2 separate regions of the Homo sapiens genome follow, and region 2 is linked to region 1. A link is a contact called in ENCODE Hi-C or POLR2A ChIA-PET data. All regions are on one chromosome and are shown on one strand. Each heading gives the region's core, a stretch centred on a gene start or an enhancer-like site at or near the end of the contact. The rest is flanking DNA. Distances are from core to core; before and after follow the strand shown. Region 1 has its middle 170 kb from the start of NR5A2. Region 2 overlaps NR5A2 (nuclear receptor subfamily 5 group A member 2).

Region 1 (4,220 bases), core at 853-3,352:
GAATCTATTATTTATTTTTCCTGGGTATGATATAAATCAGAGGACAGGAGACTCTCTAAAACACAAGATAAAAAAGATCTGGAGATCTGATGAAATTTACAATACTACAACTCTTTAAACATATTTTTAAATATAGGTATTTGAGATAGGGTCTCACACTTATCACCCAAGCTGGAATGCAGTAGCACAAATATGGCTGATTGCAGCCTCAACCTCTCAGCCTCAGGTGATCCTCCCACCTCAGCCTCCTGAGTAGTGAAGTACAGGCATGCACCACCACGCCTGGCTAATTTTTGTACTTCTTTTGGAGACAAGATCTCACTATGTTGCCCAGGCTGGTCTCAAGCAATCCACCCACCTTGGCCTCCCAAAATGCTAGGATTACAGGCATGAGCTACTGTACCCAGCAAAATATTTTCAATATCTAGTAGAAAAAAGTTATTTTATCTAACTTAAAATCACAGATAAAATAAATATGAAATGTAAAGGGGTATTTAATACACATGTTGAAGGAATGACCTAAAATTGTTTTGAGTGGTTTTTATAATTTTTAATATCTATTTCTCCATATATATAACACACACATACATGTATACATACACATATACACACAAACACATATATACATACACATATCTATAAATTTAACACATCCACATTACCAATCTTTCATCTCCTTTTATTTTTTATGTGACCAAATAAAGAACACCAGCACCTGCCTAAAAAATGACTTCAGAATCCCCCTGTAAACACAGACAGACAGGACCATCTAAGCCAAAGGCACACACATAGTTCCACCCCAAAGCCTGGCTGCCATTGGGTCCAATCTGACATTGCTGCCTGACTTCGTTTTGGCTTAGACACAGAATATAGTCAGAGTATTCAAAGGGTACTATGGTGTTGTGGCGTTGTGTACTGATAAGGTCCTGTCAGTATCAAGAGACTACAGTAACCTCAAACGAGTAGTGCCACTAAACTCGGATCCTCAACATTACTTAGCTTCTCTTCTGCTCTTGCAACAATTCCCAGTGCTGAGTTTCCAAAGAAACAGTGTGGTAGGGAAGCTGGCCACAAGGACCACCTGTTCTGATCATCATTAGAGTATGCTGTAGGGACCTTTCTCAGGTAAGAGGCCAACACAAGTTTAGCAAAATCAGGTGTGAAAACACTAACCATGGAAGTAAAATCCGTCCACCCCAGCCATGAAAGAAAATTTACAACTCCACAGAGAACACTTGACTGAGAAACCAAAACGTCTGAGGAAAGAAAACAAATGTGCCTACCTCTAAAGAACATTTCGCACAAATTTAAGGCAATTAAAACTTTTTGTTGAGTTTATAATAACTGTACAGCATCAAAATTCTACTGAGTGATTTATACTTCATCTCAAATCATGCAATGTTCCAGCACCTTCATTTTTTAAATCAAGAAATAAAACACCAATGTGAATTACATAGATTCTTTGGATTTTCAAATACATGCATTCTTTTCCACTTGACATTAGATTTTTCTTCAGAAATTGGAATTTGATCACTGAAGAGCAAGGAGTGATGAACATATTTTCTGCAACCACTCTAACCTCAATGTTACCATCTCCCCCATTCCACATTCACTGGTTTCTTAGTTGGGGCAACCTTAATCTAATTATTTGAGATTTGTGACCACTAGGGATAAGAAAAATGACATGAATTAAAGGGGCATGAAATGAGTTTTGGAAGAATCCATAAATGAGTCTAATGTCCTAAGGATTAAACAAGCGAGAGAGAAAAAAACTGCAACATGACATACGGTCTTTTAAAAGATGTATTTTTGTTTCTGTTTAAGGACTTTTTAATCTTTAAATTCCAAGCTTCTATCTACAAAATTCAGGACATTTACATGTCCTCTGCTTGCCTCTTATTTTGCAAGAATTTACCCTCTTTTTGCAAGATTATTACCCTCTTTCTTAAACCCCAAAATGAGAAAAGTTACTTTTATGTTTAATTTTTTGTACATTCTAGTATCTGTTGAGAAACAAAGCCATGACAAAAAGGAAAAACAGGAACCCCACATCTGACAACAATAAAAAAAATTTTAGTTTCAAATATCACTCAATTGGCTGACACATTTCTTTTTCCTATGGGCCAACAGCTGCATGACTCACTGATGTATGTTTTGCCTGCCTTAGCTCTGAGTGGGTTGATGTAAATAGGAAGTGATGAGGAAAATCAAATTGGAGCAAACACATTTTTTCAAGACTGTAACAGGAAGAGATAGGAAGCCCAGGAAGATACTTGATAGGTATTCAACTCTGTAGAAAGGAGGAAGTAGCATGTTGAAGCACTCGGCTAGTTATTTTGAGTTGAACGGAAATGGGATATAACAGAGAAAGGACGCAGATAGGATGCATTTTGTTGCATAGCAACACAGAGGCTAGAAGCTACTGTACATAACTGAGACCATCTGTCTGTATGAAAGACTGAGGAGAAATGGTTTAAAACAAAGAAGAGTGAGGTTAATACATTTGCAAAGAATAGATGAGGTTTCATATTCCATCTAAAAGGCAAATTTTGTGGTTATATAATAATACCTTAATATTTAAATGTGATTTCAAGGAGTTGTTTTTGTTTTGTTTTGTTTTTGTTTTTTATTAAGATGGAGTCTCATTCTGTCATCCAGGCTGGAATGCACTGATGCGATCTCGGCTCACTGCAACCTCTGCCTCCCAGGTTCAAGTGATGCTCCTGCCTCAGCTTCCTGAGTAGCTGGGATTACAGGCACCTGCCACCATGCCTGGCTAATTTTTTTTTTTTTTTTTTTTTTTTTAGTAGAGATAGGGTTTCATCATGTTAGCCAGGCTGGTCTCGAACTCCTGATCTCAGGTGACCCGCCCTCCTCGGCCTCCCAAAATGCTGGGATTACAGGCATGAGCCACCGCACCTGGCCAAGGAGTTGGTTTTAATACATGAAACATGATGCCTTGTGCTTCCATCTTGCCTTTGTACTACACTCCCTGCTTTGGTTCAGCCACTTGCCTGGAAATTTCCAGAAAGGTTAGCAGGTGGTTAGGTTGGTGAGGTGGGTAGTGTTTGTGAACTTTGAAAGACCCAATTCAGCCCTAAAAGTCAATGCCCAATAAAAATTGGTTATCTCAAAGACAAACCAATGGGGTGGGGGTGAGAGGTGGGGAGAGAAGCCCACCAAAGATAACGCCCACTTCTGTCCTGTGAGTTCCCCAAAAGACTTCCTGGGGAGTCACTTCTATCACAGACCCCTGACCGAATGGAAAGACAGGGAGCCACACACAAGAGTATTTCCGGCCGGGCACGATGGCTCACGCCTGTGATCCCAGCACTTTGGGAGGCCAAGGCAGGCAGATCACCTGAGGTCAGGAGTTTGAGACCAGCCTGGCCAACATGATAAAACCCTGACTCTACTAAAAATAACAAAAATTAGCAAGGCGTGATGGCACATGCCTGTAGTCCCAGCTACTTGAGAGGCTAAGGCAGGAGAACCACTTGAACCCAGGAGATGAAGATTGCAGTGAGCTGAGATCATGCCATTGCACTCTAGCCTGGGCAACAGTGATCTCAGTCTCAAAAAAAAAAAAAAAAAAAAAAAGGAAAAGAAAAGAAAAGGAAAAAAAAGAGTATTTATTTCTTAGGAAGCCCCTAGTACAAGTGGGGAAATGTGAGAAGTGGATAAGTTTACCCATTAGGGACAGGAAGTTCTCTCCAGAAATAATGTCTGATTTCCTGCTGCCAAAGGCTGTCAGCCCTGCTGCTCATTTTGCTTCTATAGAAATATGATAGCCTGTTTCCTTCCCTCTACTCCTGATACTCCCCAAACCTGCCCTTCTCCACACCATAGGCTATCAGCAACACTTTTCCAGAGACTGTGCCGCTGTCGCCTCCTCTTCCCTGGTTGACAGACCCATCCTTGCTTCTCTCCCAAAGTGGGGCACAACAGAGGGGACAAAGAATCCATGTAGTCACCCACCAGTGGCATTCTTTCAGGAGAAATCGTGGTCTCTCCCAAAAAAGCATGCATCTGCTTCATAGAAACCTTCACTTTGGCATTACACAAAGCAGAATGCCACCCCAGCAATATTCTAGTTGGAGGAGGTCTTTATACAATACCCATGGGGCAGAAAACCTCAAGGAGAATGCCAAGAATTAAAAAGAACATGAGCCAACACTGCCCTGGGAGAGGATGAGATGTAGGAGTGAATATTAGCCTAT
Region 2 (4,376 bases), core at 294-2,793, 220 kb after region 1:
ATCTCAAACACTTTAATTTTTTTTTTTTAAATCACTATGGACTGGAATTAAAAAAAAAACTTCTCCAAATATGGATATATTTTCCCATAAGTAGTCATGATAGACTGAATGATTATTTTTTAAATAGTTACATTTTTAGGGGTTTACACGTGAAATTATGAAGATATGGAATTTAGTAATAATTCTTTTTAAAAACATGTATTACTTATTTATAAACTATATGTGTATTCTGGTGAAAGATTGTCCTCTAGGAAAAATAAGTCTTAGAATTATTTCTCTCCAGTAGGAATTTATTATTGTCCTATCTTCAGCCAGACAGCTCTGTGGTAATTTCATTTGGTGATCTCTTTAATAAATATTTTTTGGAGTGCCTATTTTGTGTGATGCCAAATGAAGTAAACAGTGTTTTATGTAATATGTTCCAATATATATTTTTTAGAATGAACCATTTACCAAGTATACATAAGTCAGACATTGACTGCATATCCCACTGAACATTTCCATTAATATAAGTGGAAAAAGGAAAGCCGCTTTGCAAAAAAAGGAGGCTTTTTTGCTTCAGCAATATGCAAATTAATTTGAAGCATGCCAGTAGTTTTAATATAGGTTGATTCAGAATTACCATTGTGAATAACATTCACTTCTATTACTGCTTTTGTTAAAACTAAGCGCCAAAAAAGGAAGCCTCTTTGCTTCAGCAATATGCAAATTAATTTGGAGCATGCAAATAGTTGCAGCATGCAAGTAGTTTAGAATTAGACTTTCATTAAAACTAAGTGCCACACAGAGAAGAGGTGTAAAACAGAGTAGTAATCTGTTGCGTGCACTTGAAGGGTTCTTGAAAGACGTGCATAAACCGTTACCGTTGTAGCACAAGTTGAGCAGCAAAAGCCAAAGTCGCACATCTGTGTCTTGTCGCCACCTCTCCACTTATCCACTCATGCTGGCTTTTCTCCCAGCAGCTCTTTGCCCTCCTCCTTTTAACACTGTGGGCTGAGGTGAGGATGTTCTAGTCAAGAGTCTTTACGAGCCTTATATCGCCAGGCTTTCAGAAAATGTGAAGCATGGTAGTGTGAATTTAGAAAAAATAAAAGTGTGTATAAAAGCTCTTCTGTTTTCTTTTCTTTTTTTTTTGTTAAGAAACAATAGTGTTTATTTATCATGTTTTGCTTAGAATTCCTTTGGTATTCTGTTCTCTTGATTTTAACAAGAAGCTAAACTCAATAACATCTTTTAAAAACAAAACAATTTTCGGTTGAGGGTGGGTGAGGAAGTTATATGAAGATTGAGTGGGAACCTCAACCCAAGGACATAATAGACAAGAAACAGTTTTTTTCCTCCCCTTTCTTCAGAAGTAGTCTTCCGCATGGTTTAATGTGCTAACATAACCCCGGTTCCAATATTTCAAAAGATACAGAACTTCCCAGCATGATGATAAAGTTTTCCTGTGTTCCAATAATAAAACCTCAACGTACCAGTGATTTCCAGTTCCTTTGTGGCTCAGCAACTTGTGAAGACCAACTAAGTCCTAAGTACCCAGCCTGCAGTATCAGTGTGGGAGTCGGAAACAGATGTTCACGGGACAATGCCATTTGTTGTCACTGTCGATACTATGTGGCAACTTTCCCAAATGAAATTGTTTGTGGATGGAAAAGAATGTAAGCAGTGATTCATGCCCAGGAATTTTTTTTTTTTTTTGTCTGCAGGCTAACCGTATCTTATTTGTTTTAAATCGCAGAGCATTAGTGGATTAAAAATTTTAGGTTAACTTACTATTATAGTATCTTTTTCATTTTTTGTCCTGTACTTCTAAAAGGAGTGACTAATTTAGGTAGCTTACTGAGAATAGTAAATACCTTACTTGATTTGAGAATTCAAAAGCAGCTGACATCTTTTCAGATTTAGTGTTTTAACTATTGAGTAGGTACAGAGTTGCCATTTAAATGAACAGCATGACTTGCTTAGCATTTTTGTTAATAATTTGGAGGTTTGGAGAATTCAAAATAAACATTAAGTAGAAACATATTTTTTGGTAATAGGTGGCATTGCATGATCTTGGTTTGAGATTTTCATAAATATTACAAAGGAACTTCCACTAACTCACTCACTGTTAGAGATAATAGATTAATTTGTATAAATTAAATATTAATTATAGAGAAGTTTAAAATGTACTTAAAATGAATTTGATACAACAAAGCTACTTAAAAGTTAGGTAGACCATGTCATGTGACATGTATACAAACTATCCTTTTTCAAGAAAAAACCTAACAAGCGTTTAAGGCATAATATCTACTACTTTAGTGCCGTTTTTATAAAACATAAATTTTAATCTACAAATGAAAGTCTTTTAAACATTTATTCATACCAACAGATGCCTAAGGCCAGAATTATAAAATGTTTTATGTTGTTTTAAAAACATATGTATTTCTCATAATTAGGTTTCGGCATCACAGAAAAATTATTTTAAGGGTCATACAACAAAATCTGACTTTTAAACAACAGCCAAAGGAAAGATTGGTATCACATGTAGAGGAAGAGGTCCTTAATTAAGAAGCAAATTCCGGAGTTTCAGTAACTCATTTTCACTAGCTAATGTTTAATAAATTGTATTAGGTTAGTGCAAAATTAATTGCGGTTTTTGCCATTAAAACCACAATTAGGTTGGGCTGGGTGGCTCAAGCCTGTAATCCCAGCACATTGGGAGGCCAAGGCAGGTGGATCACCTAAGGTCAGGAGTTCAAGACCAGCCTGGCCAACATAGTGAAACCTCGTCTCTGCTAAAAATACAAAAATTAGCCAGGCATGGTGGTGGGTGCCTGTAATCCCAGCTACTCGGGAGGCTGAGGCAGGAGAATCGCTTGAACCTGGGAGGCGGAGGTTGCAGTGAGCCAAGATAGTGCTACTGCACTCCAGCCTGGGTGACAGAGCAAGACTTGGTCTCAAACAGAAACAAAAACAAACAAACTGGCAATTAATTTTGCATCAACTTAGTAGTTGTGTGGTTCCGTCTTCCTCGGACTTCTTTTTCTCATTTGCAAGATGGTACGTCAGTCTGGATGACCTTTAGGGCTCTCGCAGTTTTTGATTCTAGTTTAGGGCTTTGACTTCTGTTCTCTAGCAGTCACTGTTAACATTATTTGAGTATCTGATGATAGCTTGTACTAATTTTCCCAGAAAAATGCATAAAACAGAAATTTTGCATGCAATCCCAGGGCTTCATGGACTCATTGAAGCCTAGTGATAGTCCCAGGTAAAGAAGCTAGTTAAAGAAAGTTAGTATCCTCACGTTTCTGTGAAGATTCAAGCAAGCATTTCAAATTGCTCCAAACGTGGGCATCAGAACTTTCTGATTATTAAACAAAGTTGATTGTTTTTATTTTCTAACATATCTACGTTAGAAATTTGGCATTGATACCAGCACACTTGGAGAAGGCAAAAACACATGAGTTGGTCCACTAAAGACTTCAATAGCACTTGGAAAGAGATACTCGTGTGTGTTATGTATGGCATGTCAAGGGAAGTTACCTACATCCCAGCTACCTTGCTTTAGAACAGGAAAGGAATGAACTAAGGTGCACTTGCCTGTCTCAACCAGTGAATCAAGACTGATTGTTTGTAGTTATTTTAATTTATGAAAAATTCAAAATTTAATGCTACAGAAAAGACAATGGGCCTAGGGAGGACTATGTTAAAGTCTTGTTCATTTTCTAGACCCAACAGAGAATACTTGAATGCACAGAACAACTGAGGAAAATCATACTTTAAGTAACAAATACAAACTAGAAATTAATTCTTTCATAATTAAGACTATTTCAACTATTAATTTTCTTCCAATATACCCCTCTACTTTTTTTAGCCATTTATGGGTCATTCTACATTTTCTTAAGTTCTAATATGATCTGGAGAATGTCTTGGACTTCTTTAAAGTAACTTCATGCATGTGCTCTCATTAGATCCTTTATTTACTACCTTACTTTAATGTTATACATAATACATAATAAACATGTGAAATTCATTTTAATGAATAGTGTAAGCCTCAAAAAATTTACTTAACCACTTCTTTGACCTAGCAAATTTATAAGCGATAGTAAAACTTTCCTTTTACCTTTACAATAATAGCTTTTAAGTACTCAGGCTGACAAATTCTTCATGGACTCACTTTTATGTTTTTCAATTTCTATTAATTTCTCTGTATTAAAGTTGAATTAGATGGATTTATGTTGCCTATTCCTGGCATTCATAGCAACTATAAGGCATGATCAAGAAAACAGAAATTCTAATCCTCATGTTACAGAAATGGCCCCAATTCTACTTGACAGAAATGATTTCAATTAGGGAGTCTCTGGGCTACCTTTTCTGTTTCACCAGAACAAATG

What was found. A loop is a pair of places that touch in the nucleus more often than their neighbours do. ChIA-PET counts read pairs that join two places held with the same protein, here RNA polymerase II (POLR2A). Pooled maps may share reads with other maps.
Region 2: a map of endothelial cell of umbilical vein shows a loop between it and region 1 (11-fold over the local background). The contact joins two enhancer-like sites. A Hi-C loop is called at or near these places in 2 of 168 maps with a recorded cell type or tissue (PC-3 and endothelial cell of umbilical vein) and 2 of 50 pooled maps. POLR2A ChIA-PET finds 5 or more read pairs at or near these places in 1 of 52 experiments (WTC11).

What each region holds. Positions count from the first base shown.
Region 1 is chr1:199,857,474-199,861,693 of GRCh38, forward strand. No RefSeq gene overlaps it. Among named protein-coding and RNA genes, the nearest start is that of NR5A2, 170 kb to the right of the region's middle. Within about 2 kb of position 2,103, at least 3 of the 41 ENCODE cell types and tissues checked have a DNase peak (open chromatin) inside an H3K27ac peak, as active enhancers do; they include endothelial cell of umbilical vein, where a contact is called at or near this core.
Region 2 is chr1:200,074,773-200,079,148 of GRCh38, forward strand. The region is part of intron 5 of NR5A2 (nuclear receptor subfamily 5 group A member 2); the gene reads left to right. Among named protein-coding and RNA genes, the nearest start is that of NR5A2, 49 kb to the left of the region's middle. Within about 2 kb of position 1,544, at least 8 of the 41 ENCODE cell types and tissues checked have a DNase peak (open chromatin) inside an H3K27ac peak, as active enhancers do; they include endothelial cell of umbilical vein, where a contact is called at or near this core.